2 separate regions of the Homo sapiens genome follow, and region 2 is linked to region 1. Evidence: chromatin loops called from intact Hi-C (ENCODE). Cell type or tissue: Calu3. All regions are shown on one strand. Each heading gives the region's core, and the rest is flanking DNA. Links, peaks and the distances in the headings are about the cores only. Region 1 has its middle 160 kb from the start of SESTD1. Region 2 overlaps ZNF385B (zinc finger protein 385B).

Region 1 (13,048 bases), core at 3,420-11,419:
ACAAACACAACAAAGCTGGAGACATCACTCTACCTGACTTCAAATCATACTACAAGGCTACAGTAACCAAAACAACATGGCACTGGCACAAAAATAGACACATAAAACAATGGAACAGAGTCGAGATCACTGAAATAAAGCTGCATTCCTACAACCAACTGATCTTTGACAAAGTTGACAAAAATAAACAATGGGGAAAGGATATTCTATTCAATAAATGGTGGTGGGAAAACCAGCTAACTGTATGCAGAAGAATGAAACTGGACCTCTACCTATCACTGTATAAAAAAAAATTAACCCGAGCTGGAATAAAGATTTAAATATAAAACCTAAAACTGTAAAAATTCTAGAAAAAAGTAGGAAGTAGGAAATACTCTTCTAGACACTGGCCTAGGCAAAAAATTTTTGACTAAGTCCTCAAAAGCAAATGCAACAAAAACAAAAATTGAAAATTGGGATCTAATTAAACTAAAGAGCTTCTGCACAGCAAATGAAATTATCAATAGCATAGACAGACAACCTACAGAATCGGAAAAAAAATATTTACGAAGTATGCACCCCACAAAGTCTAATATCCAAGGCTGGGCATGGTGGCTCATGCCTGTGATCCCAGCACTTAGAGAGGCCGAGGCAGGAGGATCACCTGAGTTCAGGAATTTGAGACCAGCCTGGCCAACATGGTGAAACCCCATTTCTACTCAAAATACAAAAGAATTAGCCAGGTGTGGTGGCGCCCGCCTGTAATACCAGCTGCTCAGGAGGCTAAAGCAGGCGAATTGCTCGAACCTGGGAGGCGGAGGTTGCAGTGAGCCAAGATAGCTCCACTACACTCCAGCCTGGGTGACAGAGTGAGATTCAGTCTCAAAAAAAAAAAAAAAAAAAAGCCTAATATCAAGAATCTATAAGGAACTTAAACAAATCAACAAGAAACAAACAACCCTATTAAAAAGTGGGCAAAGGACATGAACAGATATTTTTCAAAAGCAGACATATAAGTGGCCAAGAAATATGAAAAAAATAGAGACCATCACTAATCATGAGAGAGATACAAATAAAAGCCACAATGAGATACTACCTCACACAAGTTAGAATGGCTTATATTAAAAAGTAAAAAAAAATAATAATAATGATAACGGGTGTTAGCAATGTTGCAGAGAAAAGAGAACACTTATACACTGTTGGTGGGAATGTAAATTAGTTCAGCCCCTGTGGAAAATAGTTTGGAGATTTCTCAAGGAAATAAAAAGAGAATTACCATTTGACTCAGCAATCCCATTACTGGGTATATACCCAAAGATAATAAATTGTTCTACCAAAAAGACACATGTATTTGCATATTTATCACAGCACTATTCATAATAGCAAAGACATGGAATCAACCCAGGTGTCCATCAATGATGAAATGGATAAAGAAAATGTGGTACATATGACACCATGAAATACTATGCAGCCATAAAAAAGAACAAAGTCATGTACTTTGCAGCAGCATCGATGCAGCTGGAGGCAGTTATTCTGAGTAAATTGATGCAGAAACAGAAGACTAAATACTACATATTTTCACTTCTAAGTGGGAGCTAAACATTGGGTACACATGAACACAAAGGTAAAAACAATAGACACCAGGGATCCCAGAAGGGGGAAAGGAGAGAGGGAGAAAAGGCTTGAAAAACTATCTATCAGGTATCATGTTCATTGCTTGGGCAATGGGATCATTAGGAGCTCAAACCTCAGCATCATACAATATACCCATGTAACAAATCTGTACAAGTATTCCCTGAATCTAAAATAATAAAAAAAATTTAAATAAAATAATCTCCTAAAAATGTTATTGTGGTAGAAAATCTCCAAATATAGCTGCTGGCAATTCCCCCACTCTTGTATGTTGCCCCTCACATCAAGAAGCTGAGTCTACTTTTTCTCCCCTTGAGTCTTACAAATAAGATGTGCTGAAAATAATAATATTCTAGGACTTCTAAGACAAGTTCTTAAGAGTTCTGGCAACCTCCGCTTTTTTTTCCTTTGGATCCCTGCCACCATGCTATAAGGAAGTATAGGCTGGACTAATAAATGATTAGTGGCTACAAGGAGAGAAATGCTAGGGGTGGAAGAGCATCTCAGATGTCAGCCCCAGTCCAGATTCCAGATAAATGCAGGTTCAGTAGCTGACATCATGTCATGCAGAACAAGCCAGGTGAGCCATGCAAATTCTTGACTCACAGGATCATAAGAAATAACAAATCATGTGGTTTTAAACCATAAGATTGTGTTTCACAAAAATAGATAATTAAAGTTATAATAATTAACACAGCATGGTACTGACATAAAAGCAGACACAGATTAATGGAACTGAATAGAGAGCCTAGAAATAAATCCATGCATTTATGGTCAATTGATTTTTGACAAAGATGCCAAGAACACACAATGGGGAAAGAACAGTTTATTCAATAAACAGTCCGAGGAAAACTAGATATCCACATGCAGAAGAATGAAACTAGATCCTTATCTCACACCATATGCAAAAATCAGCTCAAAACAGATTAAGGATTTAAATGTAAGACCTGAAACTGTAAAGCTATTAGAAGTAAACATAGGGGAAAAGCTCCATGACCTTGGTCTAGACAGATTTTTTTTGGATATGATCCCTAACATGTAACATGTTTGCACAGATAACAAAAGCAAAAATAGACTGTTGGGGGTTGCATCAAACCAAAAAATCTTCTGTGCAGCAAAGGAAACAATCAACAGAGTGAAGAGAGAACTTACAGAATGGGAAAAAATATTTGTAAACGATAAATCCGTTAAGGGGTTAATATCCAAAATATATAAGGAACTCAAACAGATCAATAGCAAGAAAATGAAAAATCCAATTAAAAAATGGGCTAAGCACCTGAATAGAAATTTCTCAAAGAAAGACATATGAAAGACCAACAAGTATATGAAAAAAATGCTCAACATTACTAATCATCAGGGAAATGCAAATTAAAACAATGAGATATTACATCATACCTGTTAGAATGGTTATTATCAAAAAGACAAAAGAATTACCTAGGCATCGTGGCATGTGCCTGTAGTCCTAGCTACTTGGGAGGCTGAGGCAGGAGGATTGCTTGGGCCTAGGAGTTCAAGGCTGCAGTGAGCCATAATCATGCCACTGTACTCCAACCTGGGCCATGGAATGAGACCTTGTCTCTTGAAAACAAACAAACATAAAAGACAAAAGATAGAAAGTATTGGTAAGGATGTGGAGAAAAGGGAACACTTGCATACTGTTGGTGGGAATATAAAGTAGCACAGCCGTTACAGAAAATAGTATGAAGGTTCCTTTAAAAATTAAAAATAGAGCTACCATATTATCTAACAATCTCATTGCTGGGTATATGTTCAAAGAATATGAAATCAGTATATTGAAGTGATATCTGCACTCCCATGTTTATTGCAGGATTAGTCACAATAGGCAAAATATGGTATCAACCTAAGTGTTTATTAATAGGTGAATGGATAAGAAAATGTGGTATATATGCACAATGGAATACTATTCAGCCTTTAAAAAGAAGAAAATCCTGTCATTTGTGACAACATGGATGAATTAGGAGGATATTAGGTTGATTGAAATAAGCTGGATGCAGAAAGCTGAATACTTACTTACATGTAGAGTATTAAAAAGTCTAACTCATTGAAACAGAGAGTAAAATGGTGATTACCTAAAAATGTTATTGTGAACATTTTTACGCTGGAGGGGAGGGGTACTGGGGAGCTGTTTGTCAAAGGACACAAAATTTCAGTTAGGTAGGAGGAATAAGTTCAAGAGATCTATTGCCCATTGTGGTATTAACTACAGTTAATAGAAAACCCAGAAATAACACCACATGCTGCAACTATTTGATCTTCAACAAACCTGACAAAAACAAGCAACGGTGAAAGGATTCCCTGTTCAATAAATGGTGCTGGGATAACTGGCTAGCCATATGCAGAAGATTTAAACTTGACCCCTTCCTTATACCATGTACAAAAATTAACTCAAGATGGATTAAAGACTTAAATGTAAAACCCAAAACCATACAAACCCTGGAAGATAACTTAGGAAATACCATTCAGGACATAGGCATGGGCAAAGATCTCATGACGAAGATGCCAAAAGCAATTGCAACAAAACAAAAATTGACAAATGGGATCTAATTAAACTTAAGAACTTCTGCACAGCAAAAGAAGGTATCAACAGAGTAAACAGGCAACTTGCAGAATAGCAGACAATTTTTGCAAACTATATATCAGACAAGGGTCTAATATCCAGCATCTATAAGAAACTCAAACAAATTTACAAGAAAAAAATAAACAACTCCCTGAAAAAGTAGGCAAAGAACATGAACAGACACTTTTCAAAAGAAAACACACATGCAGCCAACAATCAATGAAAAAAAGCTCAACATCACTGATCATTAGAGAAATGCAAATCAAAACCACAATGAGATACTATCTAAGGGTCAGAGTGGCTATTATTAAAAAGTCAAAAAATAACTGGTGCTGGTGAGGTTGTGGAGAAAAAGGAACGCTTATACACTGTTAGTGGGAGTGTAAATTAGTTAAGCCAATGTGGAAGACAGTGTGGCAATGACCTCAAAGACCTAAAGACAGAAATACCATTTGACCCAGCAATCCCATTACTAGGTATATACCCAAAGGAATATAATTTGTTCTGTTGTAAAGACACATGAACACATATGCCCACTGCAGCACTATTCACAATAGCAAAGACATGGAATCAACTTAAATGTCCATCAATGATAGACTGGGTAAAGAAAATGTGGTACATATATACTATGGAATACTCTGCAGCCATAAAAAAGAAAGACCATGTCCTTTGCAGGGACATGGCTGAAGCTGGAGGCTATTATCCTTAACAAACTAATGTAGAAACAGGAAACCAAATTACCCATGTTCTTGCTTATAAGTGGGAGCTAAATGATGAGGGCACATAGACACAAAGGGGAACAACAGACACTGGGTTCTATCAGCGGGTGGAGGGTGGGAGGAGGGAGAGGATCAGGAAAAAAACTAAGGGTAGTAGGCTAAATACATGGGTGATGAAATAATCTGTACAACAAACCCCCAGGATACAAGTTTACCTATAAAACAAACCTGCACATGTACCCCTGAACTTAAAAGATAAAAAACAGTCTTCTTAATTAATTTATTTTAAAATATTATGGTAAAATATATAACATAAAATTTACCATTCTATTTTTAAATGTATAGTTCAAAGGCATTAAATACAATGACATTGTTGTACAGCCATCATCACCATCCCTCTCCAGAATTTTTCATCTTATACAATTGAAACTCTGTATCCATTATACAATAATTCTCCATTTTTCTCTGTGCCCAACCCTGGGCAACTAACATTCTACTTTCTGTATGAATTTGAGTACTCCAAGTACCCTTACTTGAAGAATCATACAGTATTTGTCTTTTTGTGACTGGCTTATTTCACTTAGCATAATGTCTTTAAGGGTTTATGCATGTTGTAGCATGTGTTAGAATTTCCTTAATTTGCAAGGCTTAATAATATTTCAGTGTGTGTATGTATGTGTGTATACATTTGTATACATAAACCACATTTTGTTTATCCATTCACCCATCAAAGGATATGGGTTGCTTTCACCTTTTGGCTATTGTGAATAATGTTGCTATGCATATGGGTATACATATATGTTTGTGTTCCTGTTTTCAATTCTTTTGGATATATATACCCAGAAGTGGAGTTGCTAGATCATATGGTATTTCTATTTTTTAATTTTTGAGGAACTGACAAATTGTTTTTCATAGCAGGTATGTCACTTTACATCCCACCTGCAGTGCATAAGGATTCCGATTTCTCCACATCCTCACCAACACTTGTTATTTTCTCTTTTTTTAATAGTAGCCATGCTGACGCATTTGAAGTGATGTCTCATTGTGGTTTTGATTTGCCTTTCTCTGGAATATCATTTTTATGACCTTGTCTGCAATATTTGTTATTATTTCTTCTAAAGGATTCAGACATAGAATGTTAATGAGCATAGAAATAAAGATAACTACTCTATATGAGAAAATAAAAATGAATTTAGTATCAGACGACAAAAGCTTGAGAAAATTTTTTGTTTTGTTTTGTTTTACTTAGTTTTTATGGGAAAAAATACACAGAACATGATATGCCAGAAATAAAAGAAACAAAAATTAGTACCTAATTTATTATATACATGGAATATGCTGAGAAATTTCAACACGTTTAACACTTTGGTAAAAAGCATAGGCCAATCCTTATATTTTTGTGACTTTCCAAGGTATTAGCACTTAGTCTTTAGATACAAACCAAAGTATCCAAAGACTACGTAAAAAGTATAAGGTTATAAAGTAATGGTTACTATGTCCATATTAAAGGTATAAAATAATGGCTAATATGTCTAGCTTTAGATCAGGCTATTTGGGTTTGAATTCTAGCTCTATTACTCATTTAACTGTGGGACACTGTGAACTTAGTAAACCTCTCTGGGTTTTGGCCTTCTTCATCTAGAAATGGGTATGATAATTTTAACAATCTTATAGACTGTAGTAAAAATTACAAATGTCAATATATTTCAAATGCTTAGTGTAGTGAAGTTTCCTATTTTTTTATATTTTTTTATTTTTTATTTTTTTTTACTTTAACATGTGTAGGAGTGAGACCGAATTTCCCTTTTTTGCCCTTAGAGACAAGTTCCTTGCATTATGAGGCACAGTGTTGGTAGCCTCCAGGGGGCACCAGAAAGCTGTGAGTTTGCTTGCGTCCTGGCCGGCAGATGTTGATAGCAGATTTAGGAATAGAAGTTTACCTGGGTCCCGTTTTCAGTCCCATTATTTCTCATTACTATATAGACTTCCTATGTGGGTAATTTGAGAAAGAAAACAGTTTCAGGAGTTCCTGTTAATTCCGTTGGAGATCTCAGGAGCAGATAGGAAAATTACCACTCTCCTATGTTCTTATAAACTCAGTTTAACCCTCAAGAGAATAACCTGAAAACCTGAGGGCTCTAGGATTGCACCAAGGTTATAGAATCTTTTATCTCAGGGCCCTAAGGAGAAGAAATATGTATTATGTGCTAGATATTGGGTTAGATGTTTTTCACACAGTAGCTTATAAATTATGTGTTATCTTGTTTAACTAAAAAAAATAATGTAAGTAATTTGTCAAAGTCACATAGCTAATGAGTGCCAGAGACAACTAAAATCCAGGTTCAATTCCAAACCATGCTACCCATGGAATTGTCTATCATTCATTGGGCATAATTATGGTTATTTTTATTATATTCCCCGTAATGACTGAAAGGGAGATAATCTTTGCAATTCACAAATTAGATGATGTTGGTGTCCTTGGAAGTATCAAGGAATTTTGAGATACTCTAAAAACAGCTCTATTGAGAAAGGATACTGATTCTGGCTTGATGTTTATTAAAAAATGAATAGCTGAATGTTCTATGATTTACTTACAAGTGCTTGAGCCTATCCAAGTCACAGAAGTAGACTTGGCATGGCCTTATTTATCAGAACTAGGTCCCAAAAATTGTAAACCTCAGAAAAATTAGGATTTTTGTTTTTCAAACTCTTTGTGCAGTCAGTTGACTACAGTAAGGCAGTGCAGGTCAGGAAGTAATTATACCACTGTTCATGAGCTTCTGTTCAAACACCACTTGTTTTCCTCATCTCACATGTTGACCCAGAAATGCGTTTAAAATATATTAAAAATATAAAACCTGACCTAAAGTAACAGTCGATTTCTTGTCATGTGATAATGATGCTCAGGGGCCCCTTTTATCTAAGGATTTCATAGTGCTTTATACACTCATTATCTCACAATCCATCTGTTCTACTTCATTTTATAGCAAAAAGATGGAGGCAACACAGAAATCACACAATATGTTGGTGTAGTGGCTTGAAAGGAAATTATTCAAATTCTGAACGCTTAGCCTATTCATCCTGATTTAATATGAACTTACTGGATATGGAGAGCAAGAAATATAATGGATGCTCTTATTGAGAGCTTATTAAGTCCTAGATTCTGTACTAGCTGTACTAAATACATACAAAGATCCTATTAGATCATTTAGACCTTTAAGACTTCAATGAGGTAGAAACTATTATTATCAGAGGGAAAAACTGAGGACCAGAGAGGTTATGTGCCCTCAACTGACAGTGAGGGATGAAACTTGGATTCAAACCAGGAAGGGCGCATGCTTCTTACTCATTATATGACATATTGTCTCTCAACATAGCAAAAGGTCTTGGATTTTTAAACATATTAAAGCTTAATGGTTACAGGGAAAGCAATTTTTTTTTGCTCTGATGTGTCTGAAGCACTGTATCAGTTATGAATTCTTGGATGTAAGCTATAGAAATTGATCCTGGCTAGCACAAAGGGAAATGGGAATTTATTGGTAGGAGAAGACAGAACTACTTACAGAATCTAAGAAAAGATGAGAGGCTGGGTCTTGGGAAGGACAGTTTCAGGGATCTAGAGACAACAACTAGTGGGAAATGCTTTCAGGACACCACTGCCCAATGAAGGATCCCTAATTCTCTCCATTTCTCAAGCTCCAGTTTAGCAGCATGAACTTGGATCACATACCCAATGTAGCCAGTGGTGGCCTAGGCATACCTACACTACACAGATGGGGAGATGGAAGTCTCAGGTGATGGCCAGGTGCTGATTACCAGCATTAGTAATTAGGGGAAATGACTGCTAGGCAGGACATGCACTAAACAAGATATTCTTGAGAAATAATGTGTGATGTGAAGCAGGTGCTCAAGAGGATCTGGAGCGAGATGAGGCAGGAAAGCCAGAGAAAATAAATCAAATGGTAAATAAGGGTGCAATATAAATTGCTAATTTTTGAAAGAGAGTGGAACTAAAATGTCTTCATAGCTTTTGCAGCCCTGAAACTGTAAAAAATAAATAAATAAAATCTCACACGACTTTATGACAATATCAGGGAGCAGTTTTCCTGATGATGAATACGCCCTCATCTGATCCTCCACTCAGAATGAGGAAGTTCCAGTTGCTATGTGTAATTCAGCATCTAGAGATCCTTGTCTTTATAATATCATGGGCTGTGTGAGATCTAGGGCTGGTCCCAGGACAAACTGACCACTGTTGGTTTTACTTATTTTCAGTGAATTATCGGGAATCTAACCCTGCATTCAGGGCCCATTTTTCCTCAGCTGCTTTTTCATCTTAGTTCTGCATTACTAAAGACCATCACTGTTGGCTGTTTCGATCATTTGAATCATGTACTGGTATCTTCTTCCATTTCACTTTCTTTCTGAAACTCAGCTGTTTTTGGTTTCTTGTTCTCTGTCGTAGGTTCTCTCTGTTTTTCAAGGCAACAGCTAATCTAGAAATCTAGAAATTTTAAACACAATTCCTAACCTCCAAGGGAAAAAAAGAAAGTTAAATTGTAAACTCCTCTAAATGTAGGTCTTCTATTTTAAGCCCCCAAAGAAGACCAAGCTGAGCACTTATTAATTGCTCAGCAAGTCAATAAGTATGTTTGTAATTTTGGCCACCTCTCAGCTTCTCTGTTTCCTCATCTGTAGATTGTGATAAGATTACCTGGTCCTTCAGGTGCATTGGAAGGTGCATATGAGAATAATCACATTAAAATGCCTTGAAAAGTAAATGTTGTGTGTACAGTGCTTGTACTTTCTAGAAGCAGTACCTTCCCTATTGCCCCAAAGCAGTAAGTTATACCTTAGTCACCAAAGCAGTCACAGTGTTTGTTTCAGACAAAATAGGAAGAGAAAGAAACACTGATGCCGATAGAAGGATGAGGTGGTTAGTGGGACCTATTTGAAATAGGCAGCTTCTTAGTGACCCTTAAATGTCACTTTATAGGTGCTTAGCCATCTTACCTTCATGGAAGAGTCGGTGGGTTCCATAAATAAGTTGAACTATTGGATGGATTCTATTTATGAGCAAAATAAACTACTTAAGACACTTGGAGACATATGACTGGTACAAGTGGGAGAAAAGAATAGTTTCAAATGACATCTCAATGAGTATCAGCTTTAAACAGTATCTCAGCACACAACTAAAGGATGCCCTTAAGTTGGCCATCACAAATTCAAATTTGTTGACCATATTAAATTATTTCACAAGAGATTAAATGGAGTAAAAAAGATGTATAAGAAAAAAGCAAAAGAGGTAAATCAAATGAAAAATTAAAAGAAAGCACCAACTCACATATTAAGTTTTTAAATAAATACAATTAACATTTATATTTATTGAGCAGTTGTGATATACCATGCATTGTTCTAAGCTCATTGTATGCGACAATTCATTTAATCCTCATATCAATCCTATGAGGAAGGAATTATTATTGTCACTTACAGATGAGGAAACCAAGGCACAGAGAGGTTAATACTTTGCTGTAGGCCACACAGTAGGTGGTGGAACCAGAAGTTCCAGACAGGCAGTCTGCCTCCAGAACCTATGTTCTCAACCACTAAATAAGCTACATTAAAGTAAAGAAAGTGCTCTGTGAGTATCAAAGATCCATACAAAATCAAGGTATTATGATCATGGTTATATCTACAGTACTATTTTTTTCTGAGACAAGGTCTTACTCTGTTGCTCAGGCTGGAGTGCAGTGATAGGATCATGACTCACAGCAACCTTGACCTCCCAGACTCAAGTGATCCTCCCACCCCAGCCTCCTGAGCAGCTGGGGCTATAGGTATGCTCAACTGGCTGATTTTAAAATTTTCTGTAGAGACAGAGTCTTCCTATGTTTCCCAGGCTGGTTTCAAAACTTCTAGGCTCAAGTGATCCTCCTACCTTGGCCTTCCAAAGTGCTGGGATTACAGGCATGAATAATATTTTTCAACAGAATGTACATTAGAGATAATCTAGCTGAAATCCTATTTTGCGTCTAAGGGAACAGGACGGGTTAACTGACTTGCTCAAGTTTACAGGTGACCTAAAGTAGAGTCTAAATTTGTTCTATTTTAGTCATTGAATATTAATTTGTTCTATTTAAGATATTGATAGCAGCACCCCTGCAACATCCCCCACCATTATATGGAAAGCATAGATTCTAATAATTTTGTTGTAATTCTGTTTTTTGCCAACACCTTTATAAGGTAGTTCAATACATTGAAAGAAACAAAATGCCAGTAGACTAGAAGAGGTAAATACATGAATATAGAAGCAAAAAGACAACAATCTCTCAAGTACTGAGCCTGCTTTTGGGTGCAGATATATTCCTAAGATTCAGCAAGTCAGTGCAGCTTCCTACCACTGGACCAGGGGGAACATCTGCATGTATTATCCAAGACTGCCTCCCACTCCCATCCCCTCCAACACACTTATCTACATGCCTAGCCCTTCAGTATTCTCACCTTGGAAACACAGCCACTTACTCCACCACCCTTCTCAGAGTTGTGTTCGGAGATGTCTGCCTCAAGGGATGCTTTCAGTGTTTAACCGTCATGACAATATGAAATAAATAAATGCTAAAAAAATAATTAGTTGTAATAAACTGAAGTTTTGAAAGAACTTTACTCCAGAAATGCCCCTGTATCTTAGACTAACATTGTCCAGTACCAAATCCCAAATAATGATGTAAAGGAGGTAATTATCAGGTATAATGTACAAATGAGATCACTGTACCATTATACTCACATTTGGTTGGCTTGGTGCAGGTGCCCTTGCCTGGGTGAGTCCCCAGCTCCCCAGGCTTTGGTGGGTTCTCCCAGAAGTGTTCCACATGTGTGGCACCTCCATGGCACGTGCACTGTCCCACCTCTCTGCTGGGCATAGATGTCCACTTCTGGTGGCTGTCCTACGAGTGCCTGAGGTGAAGTGGGGGAGACCAAATCTTTCTCCTTGGAATGAATCCAGACACAGGAGGCCAAAGCAGTGTCACTTGGTGGCCAGTGCTACTGAATTGAGAACAGTGGCCTCCTTTCTGTCCAGGACCAGACCTGCATCCAGGGAAGTGGGCTGGAGACAGGGTAGGGATGCTGAGCTATTTCCAGTTAATTCTTGAGAAGCAGAAACTCTAAGGAAAGTGTTTCCCTGAGTCCACAGAACCATCAGTGGTGATCCACAGATGGGTTTGCTGGAATCTGAGAATACATCTGGTGTGGTATAAGAAATTGAGTGTTGCAAATGCATAGGTAAATGTTTTCTGTGGTATTGGACAGGGTCCAATACCAATACTTTCAGCAGGTTCTCAAAGGGGTCTATGAGCCAAAAAGATTAAGGACTGTCTCCCCCTCCAAGGCTTTGCTATCAGGTTAAGCTTCTCAACCCATAGCTGCTTCCTCACTTGCCAGGGGTCCTTTGGGCCCTTCCTCTTTGGGACAGCTGACTGTGAGAGAAGGCCATTTGCTCTGCTCTGCAAAGAGATTCCTCCCTGCAAATTCTCCAAATATGCCTAAATATGCCTGAACCCAATAGAAAACTATGGCTCCAAAAGACATCCTTGCTACATGAGTTTAATTAAATTTAGAAAGGTAGGTTTGCACATCTTATTGCCAGCCCTCCTGCGTTTGTAGCAGAGGTTGTATTATCATTTTAAAACAGCCTTGGGGAAAAAATTCTTTTTCTTAGAGAGAGTGACAACTTATTCTGGGGAAATAGCAAGAGTGGTAATGGAGAGTGTTGATTTAATTAGTTTTACTGCCTATCTGCATCGCCTGGGAACAGGTAAAATAACTAAATAAAATGGTAGCAGTTCATCTTCGTGATCCCCACAATCAAGTCAGAAGGAACTTACTAAATAATGGAAGCCACTGTGCAAGGCACAGTTCAAATAATACTAAGAAGGTTTTAGGTCCCAGGATTCAGAGGCACACCTGCCATGGGCCCTCTGAAACCAAAGTCTAAAGGGATTGCACACACCGGTTTAAAGCAATAAAATGGCTCCTGCCTGGGAGAAGGCACCTTTATGTTGGAGTAGTTGGTGATGGGAGGGGGCAGAGGCCAGTATAAAATTTGGGAGGAAACACTATGTCGATAAGAATCTCATATTTC
Region 2 (13,048 bases), core at 3,078-11,077, 160 kb after region 1:
GAAGGGCCTATCATGGAGAAAGAACACAGAACGAGAGGTCAGTTTGGAGGGAAATGTCATTTCTAAGCTTTGACCTGAAAACCCCTCCAACTCAGGGATTTTGGTTTCTACCTACCCATACTACCACAAAGACTGAGGTTGTGCAAGGCCTGTGTGCTAGACTGTATGGTCCTCCCCTTCCCACTAAGCCCTGTTTATTCTGTACCGCCAAAAAGAAGGGCAGACAAACAACAGCCATGAATAAAGGGAATTCTTGAATGAGGCTCTCATTTATAATTCCTCTGTCAAAGATAATCATTTGTTTAAAATATGTGGCTATCATTAAAGTTACTAGGACTATTTAATAAATAATAAAGTAGCAGAATTTTCCCAATTATATTTGATTTTCAGATATTTCAAATCTTATAGCAAGAATTCAGATTTAGTCAATATTTCAAGAATCTGCTCTCAAGTATTTAATGTTAACCTAATAAATGTTGATACTTTAAAGTTGAAGAAAGTGACTTAGGAATGGCGAATTCATATCTTCTGTAACATATCTTTTCAGACGTTGCATATGCATTTCACAGTATATCTCTAGCAGCAATTAATCTTTATTAATAGATCTGAATTATTATCTTTTCTCAATCTCCAAGAATTTCACATGAAAAATTCTGGAAGAAAAATTTTAAGCAATAGCACCTAGACTTGGATGAAAGGAATAGTATAATTTTTAATTTTTATTTTGCCAAAACACCAAACTGATATGCTAACAATACTTTGTGAGGCCAGCAGCTATCAGGAAAAAAGAAAAACCAAAAAAACAAAAAACTAAAGGATAGGTTCAGTTTTTCTTGAAAACAAACTTTTCAAAAGTAAAATTTATCATTTTGCTCAATATTGATGAATATTTGTTTGTTTTATTTATTAGTTATGTCATGTGCTGTAAAGTTAGGTCTTTTTAAAAATAAAAAATTTAGATTAAAAGCTAAATTTAAGAAAGTTACTTTTGAACTTTTTAACAATTGTGCTATGTGAATTTTTGAAGTTAAAAAAATAGAAATCAATACTCTGTAAGGGAAAAATAAAAAACGGATGAGAAAGCTTTCAAGGCTTCATAAGTATTTTAAGTAAGCTCAGAGGAAAAAGACAAGTTGTGTGTCAGCAGTGCCAAAGTTACTCAGATCTAATGCCTATGTGGCTTTGGATAAAGTCTTAATTTTTTTTACATTTCAGTCTCTGTGAATACGAGAACTAGAATAAAAACAAACTCACCAAAATGCCATAAAAATAAGGTTAATTATGAGTTCTGACATAACTTGATAAAAAGTATAGCATTATTATTATAATATCTATTTCATTTTCTCTTTCCACAGAAGGGTATCCTTGTGAACCCAAAGGAATGACTTTCAAAATCACTCCTTTACTATAATGCTGTTTAAGATCCGTAACAAAATCTTTACTCATGAGGAACGGGCAAATAAAAATTAACAATTTGAGGGTGATGATAGAAGTATGACTCAGGCCTGAATTAAGGGGTTTGAATCCTGCACATAAACTGCATTTTACAATAGGGAAAATATAGGTAAACCACAATCTATTTGGGGAAAAACAAAACTGTACCTTTCTGTGGTTAAAATACAGATCAGAAGTGATACTAATCAGATAGGGAGTATTGTACTTGCTCAGAACAATAAATGAACTCAGTACAATTAAATGAACTTTTCTGTTTATCCTTCTCAATATTTTTAGGAGCCAGTGCAAACAACAAAGTACAAAGTCTATGGAAGCAGAATCTAAAGTATCCCTGTTTGGCTCTGAGCAAGATATTTATCTGCTTTATCCTGAATAAGGAGCAGCGTGGGCTAAAAAATATCTCTGAATAAACAATGATAAAATCTGCTGGGTAACTACTAAAATAATGAATATTGAAGCACTGGCATTACAGTCAAATCAACTGTAGCTACTTACAGGAAAAGACCATTAAAAGCCACAAAGCCTAGAAACTAACTAGATGGAAGCAATACTAAGGAAGTTAATCTGAAGTCATACTTGTACATTGAAGAAATTATATTCTTCACATAGCATAGATTGTGAACATTTATAAGTATGGACACAACAACAACTAACTACTGCCTTCTCTTAAGATTCTGAAGAGTTAGGGAAGGAAGGAGGGATGTTAGGGGGGAAGGGCTTTACCTAAGGAGAGAAGCTCCTTGCTTCCCTTGCTCTCTCACTCCTTCCTTCTTGAACTTCTTAAAGCCCTGCCTTCTAGGATATTTCTCTCTCCAGGCCCTCCTCCAGTCTCTCTAATCAAATTGCTTTCTCTTTTTAGAACTGCCCTTCTTTCGTTTCTGTGTATGTTGATGCTGCTCAGGTACCAACATCGGTCTTCTGCTGGTGGCCCTCTACCCTCTCTGGATGGTCTGCTTGCCTCTCAGGGTATTATCTCTCTGCCAATGACTGCTACTCAGAGCTCAGGCCTCTGCCCCAGGCCTCAGCTCTGTATATGCAGATACCTCCTGGGTATTGCCAACTGGATGTCCCAGAACCACGCTGAAAGCCAAATTTATTTGGGCTGGGAGAATTCGCTCTGCGATATGACAATAAAATTACTCATCCTGTGATAATAAAACATATATGTAGAAGAAGAAGAGAGTCAGTGCCAAAAAGTGAGAAAAAAATAAAAACAAGATTTCGTACAAATCTTCACTATACCAGAATTATATATTTCAACTATAGTTATAATGATCTGATTACAAATTAAATGTAACATTATTTGAACTTTAAGTTCAAATGAATGATAGCACTTTGGTTGGGTTTGTTTTGCCCCTCACCAAATGTTAAAACCAGATTGAGAAGCAGAAGTCGAAATGCTATTTATTTGGAATTCTCATTGGCCTGCAAGCATTGCTCCTTTCCTTGGAAAGCTTTTCTTCCTACAGGAGAAGCTTTCAAAGGCCACTTGTCTGGGAGTGAGGCTCCATGTGGTAGCTGATTCTACCTACTTTACTGCAGAATGCCAGACCCAGGGGAAGAATATCAAGAAAAAAAAGAAAGCAAAAGGGAGGAAAGAATTAATATAGTTCTCTCTCTACCAAAATTTCTGCATGAAGAATAAGTGGTAGTTATGCCCAAGTGTTTTGGTATTCTTAAAAGACTTTTGTTTTTTTTTAAAGGGAGGTACCCATGTTTTTAGTTTATATTCTTGACCCAGTGCTGGTATAATGCCCATGGGATAGTTAAAAATTTTAAAGTGCTACAAGATTTTCATTAAAAATCTATTAGAATTTCCTCAAGGGTTCATTTTAAAAGTAAAAGTTGGAATACATTTAAATGATAATATGTTGCATAAAAACTTTAACTTGTTTCTTCCCTTAGATAACTCCTCTCCTTGTATTCTTTAAGTTAGACGATGGCAACTCTGGCACAACACTTGCCCCGTACCTCTCCTTTTCTTCCCACAGGCACACAGTTACCAGGTCTTACATGTGTAACCCTCCAAAACGTCTCAAATCCATCCCTGTGACTGACTTCTGTCCTAGTTCAGACCCTCATCTCTTCACATCATTACTGGACTCCTTCACTCCAGTTTTAATCTCTTTGGATCCATCTCCCATGCCGCTGCCAGATCAACGTATCTAAAAATCAAAAGTGAACCACATTACTCCTCTACTTAGAATCCTTTTTTTCCATTTATCCATTTGACACATATGTCCTGAGGGTTAGGGCCTATGAGCCACATCTATGCGTGATGTTGGGAATGTGGCCTAAACAAGACAGTTGGGGTACCCATGCCCATGGAGCTTCACCTTCATCATGTCATTTACACTAACATGGCCTACATGGTCATAAATCTGACTATTTCTATGCATTTTTAAGAGAGGAAGTATCTTTTTGACTCACTAAGGTTGGATGAAGTATTCCTTCACTTTGTTCCTGTAATACCTATATTCCACATCACCGTAGTTACTGCATTATACTGTGAGCATCTTTCTATAAGTGCACAATCATATACCCAGTTCTGGACAAATATTTAATGACTAACAAATTTGAACATGATTCATAAATTCTATATAGTCTATAATGACTTCAGAGAAAACTGGTGGCAAGAGATACCGATAATACAGAGATGTAATTCAGGGAAGAGACCAGGAAGCAGGAGCTGTTTGGATCTCAGCTCTAAGCCATATCCACATGGGCTTATAAAATTCAGGCAGTTCAACAAACACAGGGTAAGTCCAATTGATCATCTTGTTCCAGGAATCTCTGCTGCACTGTTTGCCTCCTTGATCAAGGTGTTAATTAAGTATGTTATGATAAAAACCGGTCCTTTTGCTAGAGAAAGTTTGAGGAAAATCTCACAACAGACGGCTTTAAGCATTCCTCAGATAAGATATAAGGAATCCAGGAGAAAACTGGATATAAAAATATATTGAGGCAGTAGAAAGTATCATTATCTGCAAATGAATATTTGTGGCATGGAGAAGAGCCCTGTAACATTGGGCTAATAGAGTAAAACCTAAGACTTTCCAAGAAGCTTTAGAACCCTCTATGAGAAAATAAGCAGGCCACCCAGGCCCAGGTGGACTAAAGGGATCTTATTTTTTTAAGGTCAAAATTAATAGGGAATAAGCCAAAACTATTTTCTGAGATGCTAGAATAATATTTTTTCCATTTAAAGCTACTTCTAGTTCATTAGAACTCATTAGAGAATACTTGATATAAAGTTGATTATGTATCAGATATATAAATCTCACACTGAAACATAAAGTTTCTCTAATAGTGTATGCCAAAAAGTATATATGAATATGGTTCCTTTTCTTCTGTAAGACCCATTATTGTAATTCTCTAATTATATAGTGTCAGCATCTACTTTAAAGAGAAACATTGCCCATGCATGCCCAGTATATTTCTGGTAGAAAATGTGATAAGTGGACCTATGCTCCTTTATAATTATTAATCTTGGGGAAAAATAATTTAAGGGCTTATTAAAACCTTATAAATTGAAAATTTTCTTTTTCTTATCAGAAAAAAACTATAATCGCTTTTTACAAAAGTTTGGATAATTATGTGTCAGTATTCCTAATAAATTACTAATATGAATACTAGTTATGGCCACAGTAAGGAAAACAATGAATAAACTAATTGTTTAGTGGTTTGTGCTGTCTTTACTAAAAAAAAATACTGATGACTATGAATAAGTGTCAATGTGTTTGCTTTTCTGTTATTTTTCATAGGCTGATATATTTAACTCTCATAATGTTTTTAAGCTAACATATATCCATTTTTTATATTAAGCAATCAGTAAGTATCTAAATAGTTTTTCCTTCCTTCACAATTACTTATTACTTAATTACATAATCATATGCTATTATTGTTGGCTAGGCACCTTAGACATTAATCACTTTCCTCAACTAGTGACAGTACTCTGAACGTGGGATGTATATGTGTGTTTGTGCATCCATATACACATTGATAGATTCTTTGGATAATGTTTATATTTATGTATGTTGCACATTTAAGTACTATAGACTTCCATTCAGAAGCTCTAATTCATTTATAAATTCATTCAAATATTTCTTAAGCATCTACTATGAACCAGTGCCTGTGTTCATTCTAACGAAGACAGGGTCCCTGCTCTTAAGAGGTAGTTGGGAAAAGAAAACAAATATGTTACAAGGGCAATAAATGAGTTATGTACAAGGTAATGAGTAACTCTCCTTTCTGAGTACACACTACAAGTTAAGCCATATCTTAAAACTGTAACAATTATACACAAAAGCAAACTAATGTAGTAGGCACATTCATCTTGCCCTCTCAAATCAAGATGGTTAGAGGATGTGTGTGGTGCCTATGTGTATACAGTCACTCTGAGACTATGAGGCATAGAATGAAAATAATTTTGTTATAATCTACCTCACTCATATACACATTCATAGTTGCCTTGCCCAGATACTGAGAACCATTTTGGATCAACACAAGTCATTTGCATTATTAATTGCCAATCATGATGATGCTCAGAATTGAATCACTTCCATCCATACCTAGTGGGAAACAGTTCTTTTGCCTTTTAAGGTCATTAGATTCTGTTCCTAAAGCTTGAAAGTCACAGTGGCCCTTCACTGTTTGTTCAGCTGATCACGAATCAGAGGTAATGACATTTACATTGCTAATAAACTTTGCATCAAGTGTGTTAACTCTTGGTTTGGTATAGTTTCTTCTACCTGAGAAAAGCTTATTTGACCTCCTCTATGAAATCTGAACATTCTCTTACTTATATATCCATAAACACACACTCATATTAAATCTAGAAGTGCATGAAATTCCCTAATTATTTCCATATGAGAATCAGGAATGATGTGCAAAACAAATTAAAATATGTGTTGTTACTTTATCCTGACATACACAGTAAATTACCTGACAAATCTGGGAACACTAGGAGAGCACCTTCCAGTCATTATGGTTGACATAAGACTGTGTGACAATGACCTCTTATGTTGGGTTTGTAGAATTAGACTAATAGAAAAATATGTATTTTGATGGAGATTAAATCCTGGCTAATGTGGAGAAAAACTGAAAATTTTATTAATTAGGCTTTTCAGTATACCAAATTTCAAGCAGCTAAATCTTTGTTTCCTTAATATTTCTTTAATCATAATTATTAGCATATACTGAGTGTTACTGGCTTACTGGTGTGAGATAAAAACTAAGAATACCAAACTCAGCTTCTTTTATTAATGAGAACAAAATGACCTCAATCTAAAACTAGATAACTAAATGACCTCATACCAAAGTTAGATAACTAAAAAATCCCACTGGCTTGCTTAAAGTATAACTGACAGCTGTTTAAAATATCTGCTAATTGTTAATTGCTTTAATCTGTTGCTTGACCAGGCATGAATATATACATGAATAAATATATAAATAAATGTGCACAAATGTTGATCATTAAGATGCTCATATCTCAATAAAATCCATATCATAAATTTTATAACATTTATAAACTTGTAAAGTGTTTGGAGATCTGTCAATAGCTCATATAATTTAAATAACACTTTATCCTAAAGTCCAATAAAACATAAATTCAGAGTTAAATTTAATGAATAGGATTTGATATGTGCTTAAAAATAATAACCAACAATTTTGAACAATTTTCTATGTAGCAGATGTTTTGTTATTTCTATGCATTATATAATTTGATTTTCATTAGAACACTATAAGGTGGACTCTATTATTTGCATGTCACAGAGAAGATTGAGAAATTTTAGTGAGTTAAGTAACTTGCCCACTTACTGTTAATAAGTGACAGAACTTGGATTGAAACCAAATTTTAGTGGCTCCAGAGCCAAATTCAGCTCATATTTGGTTTAATGTGGTTTAGAAATTTGAAGGCCTGGAATGGAATCTCAGTGTTAATCAACTATTAGTCCTAAGACCTTAGAGAAATATTGAACATTCCAAACTTCAATTTTCTAATATATAAAATAGAGCCACTGCACCATCCCAATCATTTTCACCAAATTACCATGAGGATTAAATAAATAATGTAAGCAAGAAAAGTGCAGAGTGCTCTACAAACATCATTTTATCACATTTTAATTTCTTAACATCTTATAACTCCCAGGGTATTCTGTGGGTCCAAACACTGCCATTAAACCAGAGATCTCATTAGAAAAAGAGAGTTTAGGAAGCCACTAACGTAATCTTCCACCATAGAAAACTTTAGGCAGGTTGCCCAGAATGGCATAGGGAAAATACTAGAAAAAACACTCACTCTTTGTGGGTATCATAATAAATGAAAGAAAGACCAGTGTTATGGACTGAGTATTTATGTCCCCCTTACCCCCATAATTCATATTTTAAAGTCCTAACCACCAACGTGACTGTATTTGTAGACAGGCCAGGAGGCCAGGTAAGAACGTGATAAAGGTCAAATGAGGTAATAAAGGTGGGCCCTAATCTAATAGGGCTAGTTCCCTTATAAGTAGAAAGAGATATCAGAGCACTCTCTTAACATTGGAGCACACAGTGAGAAGGGGGCATCTGCAAGCCAGGAAAAGAGCCCTCACCAGAAACTGAATTGCCTGAAGACTTGTTCTTGGACTTCTCAGTCTTCAGAACTATGAAAAATTTGTTAAGCAAGTCTATGGCATTTTGTTACAGCTGCCCAAGCAAACTAATATAGCTGGTATCATGTTCATCCGTCACATTGCAAAGAGCAGGGCCAACTGAACTCTGTCGAGCTGCCAGCTAGGGAGCAGTGTGGTCTGACAAATCACATGAGGGGCTGACAACCTGGAGTTGTGGCCTATGGAATGTAAGAATGTCCTAGGCAAGGTTAGCATGAATGGGGTTCAGTATAAACTACTTTCCCTGGAATGAAACTGTCCAAGTTCAGCAGGTTACTGTAAATATCCTTAGGAAATAATTAAACCAAACCAAGAAAAATGGAAATAGATCCTTAAAGGTGCAGTCCCATGTATGTAAATACAAATTATGGCAAAAGCTTGAAACTGAATCCATGCAAAGAGTAGACAGGAGCAAAATTATGATTACAGAATTTACAACTGTGCAACAAAAGAATTTCTACATTAAAAATAAGTAACAGTTTACTTTGTATCTTTCCTTTTTTACCAAGCATGGTTCCTTCTAATTCTACTAGAGTTTCCTGAACTAGAAGGGAAACTAGTTGTTACATATAAAAACAAGTACAGTTAAAAAAATTACTTCTGCAGCTTATTTTCCTCAGGCTGAATAGAAGATCTTATTTTTTGTAAAGCTGTGTTTTAATTTACAAGAAGATGAGCAAATTTTCAAATGCAAACATAGTTTCCTAGGAAGGTCTATCTTTAATTCTGAGTGATTTAAAAGTCATAGCTGGTAAAACGTTTCTCCTTACCTATTCCTTTCACACTAATTATCTTCCAGATGATTTAATGAGAATGTCATTTGGTGAGCATTTATTCCATGTAAGGCACTACTCTAGGTACTTATGGTAGGCACTGCTAGTTGTCTTTCCAATCTCCAAAATATCAGAAGTATGAGCTCAGCAAATTGCTTCCCAGATACAGAAAGCATTTCCCAGAATTCCTTGCAGCTAGCTGGGACCACATGACTGGGTTCTGGCCAATGGGATATGAGTAGAAGTGATAACTTCCAGGTCATGCCCTTAGAAAGGTGTGTTTCCTCCTTTTTTCCTTCCTGTAATCTGGAATGTGGAAGTGCACACCAGAAGTGCCTAAGCAACAACATGGAGTAGACTGGGCTCCCGATAAGCTGTAATACCATTTCTGAATTGTTAGGTGAGACAGAAACAAGCCTCTGTCTTATGAAAACCACTTTATTATTGTGCTCTTGTTATAGTAAACTATCCTGTATTTTCATTAATAGAGGACTGTACATATGCCTTGTAAAGTCTCACTACTCCAAGTTTGCTAGCAAATTTAGGCTTAGAGAGATTTTAAAACTTCCTCATAACCACTTCGGTAGTAAGTGGTGAGGCTGGTTTTTAAATCAAGTACTTTTCTCATTAGATATTTTTTACACTAATAGAGAGAAAAGACTAATTTATAGAAAATTAGAACTGTGCAGTTTTCAACCCCTGATCTATTAATCTCACAGGATTATAAAAAGACTTTAATTTCCTTAGATTAGCATTAGTGCTACAGACCCTTATTTTTCTAATAAAGTGTCTAGCAGTTGGTTACCAGCTCCTCCAGGACTTATATTTCATAAAATGTTCCATTAGGAAAATTATGGAGAAAAAGTATGCTGATTCTCCTGGACTATGAAATGGAGAGCTGCTAGTCAGGATGCTATAACAATTTACAGAATAATACACTGAGCATGCACGATAACTCAGAAACAGATCAGATGGGGTTTTTTGAGTGTGCGCTCTCTTCCCCGGTATTATCCTTAGGTACTCCTTTAGTTCTTGAGGAGACATCAAGGAACAAGTTAGACAAAGTCCCTACACACATGGAGATTATACTCAAATGCATCCACTATAGATAATGCCCTACAAAAATTAACAAGTTTTCAATGTGTGCCAGTAATTTGCATTTTAAAAATAAACTTTGTAATTTGGAATAATTTTAAATTTATAGAAAAATTACAAAGATAGTAAACAGAGGGTTCTCATATACTCCTTACCTCATTTCTGCTAATGTCAACATCTTATGTTATCATGGTAGTTTTGTCATTAAGAAACCAATATTTTTTGTTGTTGTTGTTTTTTGAGATGGAGTTTCGCTGTTATTGCCCAGGCTGGAGTGCAGTCATGCAGTCTCAGTTCACTGCAACCTCTGCCTCCTGGGTTCAAGCGATTCTCCTGCCTCAGCCTGCTGATTATCTGGGATTACAGGCATGAGCCATCTCGCCTGGCTAATTTTGCATTTTTAGTAGAGACGGGGGTTTCACCATGTTGGTCAGGCTGGTCTCAAACTCCTGACCTCAGGTGATCCACCTGGAAGGTTCTTTCAAAGAGAGGAGGCATGACCTTCTTCACCCTGTCCTATAGTCTGCTGCTTGCCACATAGACATGACAGGCATTTTGAGTACCACGGTCACACTTTAGGCATAGTAAAATGTTGAGGCTAAAAAGGGCTGGGATTTCTTAATGACTCTGAGGAGTCATCAAAGCAATCCTGTATTTCAGACCTCCAGACTTCTTTTATGTGGGAGAAAAATAAACTATCAATTTAAGCCATTATTATCAGGGCTGTGCTTCTGTGTCAAATGCAATTTCTAACTAATATAGAGAGTTTGGAGAAGAGGCAGAAGGAAGTAACATTTATTGAGGACTTGCTATATATTAAGTACTTTATATATTTTCATTTATGTAATCATCAAAACAACTCTATGCTTATTAGTTGAGAATACTGAAGATTAGTGAGGCTAAGATTCTTGCTTAGGGTTATATGGCTCAGTTTTCAAACTAAGCCAGAATTTAAACCAAACTTTGTTTTCCCATAACAGCATGCTAAAATATTTTGCATATAATAGGTACTCAGACCTATTAGTGGTTACTAGCAATGGATACAAACATGTACATAGTTATACCTCACTCAGCAAGTAATACAGGTAAATATCTAAATAAATACAATTATATATCCTTAAATAGACAACAAAATAGAGACACACATCCATAGTTTCAGTCTTCCTACTATCCCCATGATCAGTATCTCAAACAGTGGAACTGGCAGCAGGGCCATTTCAGGAGTGAAACCTCAGATCTTACTGCCCTCAGTCCACATATAAATTATACATTTTCTCTCTGGGCCAGAATGAAAAACCATTCAAACCATCCATCAACATACCCACTCAGTTCATACATTCATATTTACCGAGCATCTGCCATGTGCCAAACAACCTGCTACTTGTTGTGTACACATTGTTGAAGAAGACATAGTCCCTGTTTTCCAAAAGCTTATAGTCTACTGGGAGAAACAGAAAAATAAGTAGGTAATTACATTAGAGCAGAGTTTTTCAACCTTGGCATTAATGACATTTTGAACTGAATAATTCAGTGTTGTGGGGTGCTATGCACTGTAGAATATTATAGGGATGTAGGCAGCATCCCTGGCCTCTACCTACTAGATGCCACTAGCATCCTAACCCCTTGTTATAACAAAAAATATCTCCAGACATTGTCAAAAGTCCCTGGTGGGGTGGGGAGGGCAAAATAATCCTCCTACCACCTATCCTCTCACTCCCTAAGCCACTGAGAACTGCTGCAATGCAGTATAAAATACTATAAAATGACAAAAGAAAGACGGGCATCGAACAACATGAGTCTAGGGGCAGGAAAGTTTTCTGAAGGAGGCAACACCTTCACAAAGGCCTGAAAGTTCCATAAAATTCAGCCAGATGAAGAAAATATATATTTCATATGTGTATCAGGAAGGCCTCTGAGCATGTGCAAAGACTCAGAGTTTATAATGAGTACAACATATCTGGAGGACTAAAGGTGGCTTAGAAGGCATGGAGTGGGGAAGTATGCATGAGGTAAGTAGGAAAACCTACATATGCCTACCGAGGAATGCAGAGGAGAAGAAAGAAGGGGTTCAGTTTTGGATATGTTGAATTTGAGTTGCCTGAGGGACAACCAGGTGTAGATGTCCAAAAGACAGTTAGATTTCCATTTCTGAAACATAGGGGCATGACTCAGGCCAGAAGAATGAACACCACCTATATATAGATGCCATATGTATAAATGAAATGACCCAGGGAGAGTGTAGTGTTTGAAAGAGGAGCCCATGGACCTGACAGTGACAAGGGAGACAGAGGTGAAGGAAAATCAGGGCAGTCCTGATGTCACACACAGAGAGCAAATGAGGAGAGTTTCATAACATAGCATAAAGGTCAAGTAAGATGAGGAGTGACACACATCCACTGGATTTGGAAATTAGGAAGACATTGGTGACCTTTGCCAGAAGTACCTTATTGGTATGTTCTGGGTGGCAGCCAGCTTACAGTGGGCTGGAATCAATGGCATGGGATAAAAGAGAGATACCTTCAAGACATTTGGCAGAAAGTAATGGAATGATGTAAAGACAGTGCTTATGGTAGGATAAGTAACAAATGTGCCCAGAGTAAAAAAGGAAAACATTAGCATGAGTTCTGTCTTCAGGTTATGTGGATACTGTTTAGAGGCTGCTCTTGTTTCTGGCTCTCAGAGTCTCCTGGGTATTTATATTGACCTACCTCATGGAATTTCTGAATGTAAGCACCAATGGATTGTTTTTGCCTTTTAACAGAGCACCACATGATTCAGGGTGTCTTTATAGTACCTATTTACTTGCCTACGGTATGTCTTCTAAATGACAAATTAACTTTAATACCTGACTCATTCTGCACTATGATTATAGGGCTCCCTTTAAAAAGAGAATGACTCCAAAGTTGAAAAGCAATGAATTCAAAACAATATGCCATTATATCTGTCAAGATCTAAAAATATATTTCCATTAAGTGTGTTTATGAAAATCCTTCCTTGAATTGAGAGGTTTCAGTATGTAATCTAACAGTCTTGGAATAATTGACTCATGGGAGATGAAAACTGAAAGGA

The links. A loop is a pair of places that touch in the nucleus more often than their neighbours do. Peaks named below come from ENCODE experiments on the same cell type or tissue, not always from the same donor. Only the 100,000 strongest peaks of a DNase experiment are listed, where the experiment ranks them.
Region 2: it touches region 1 in a loop (7-fold over the local background); 3 of 110 quality-filtered maps call a loop at or near these places.

The regions. Positions count from the first base shown.
Region 1 is chr2:179,415,462-179,428,509 of GRCh38, forward strand. No RefSeq gene overlaps it. Among named protein-coding and RNA genes, the nearest start is that of SESTD1, 160 kb to the left of the region's middle. In Calu3, for the core only: a CTCF peak has its summit at 6,766 (motif pointing right); a DNase peak (open chromatin) is centred at 6,780.
Region 2 is chr2:179,572,648-179,585,695 of GRCh38, forward strand. All of the region lies in intron 3 of ZNF385B (zinc finger protein 385B), which reads right to left. Among named protein-coding and RNA genes, the nearest start is that of MIR1258, 280 kb to the right of the region's middle. In Calu3, for the core only: no CTCF peak of the experiment used is centred there; DNase peaks (open chromatin) are centred at 7,314 and 8,244.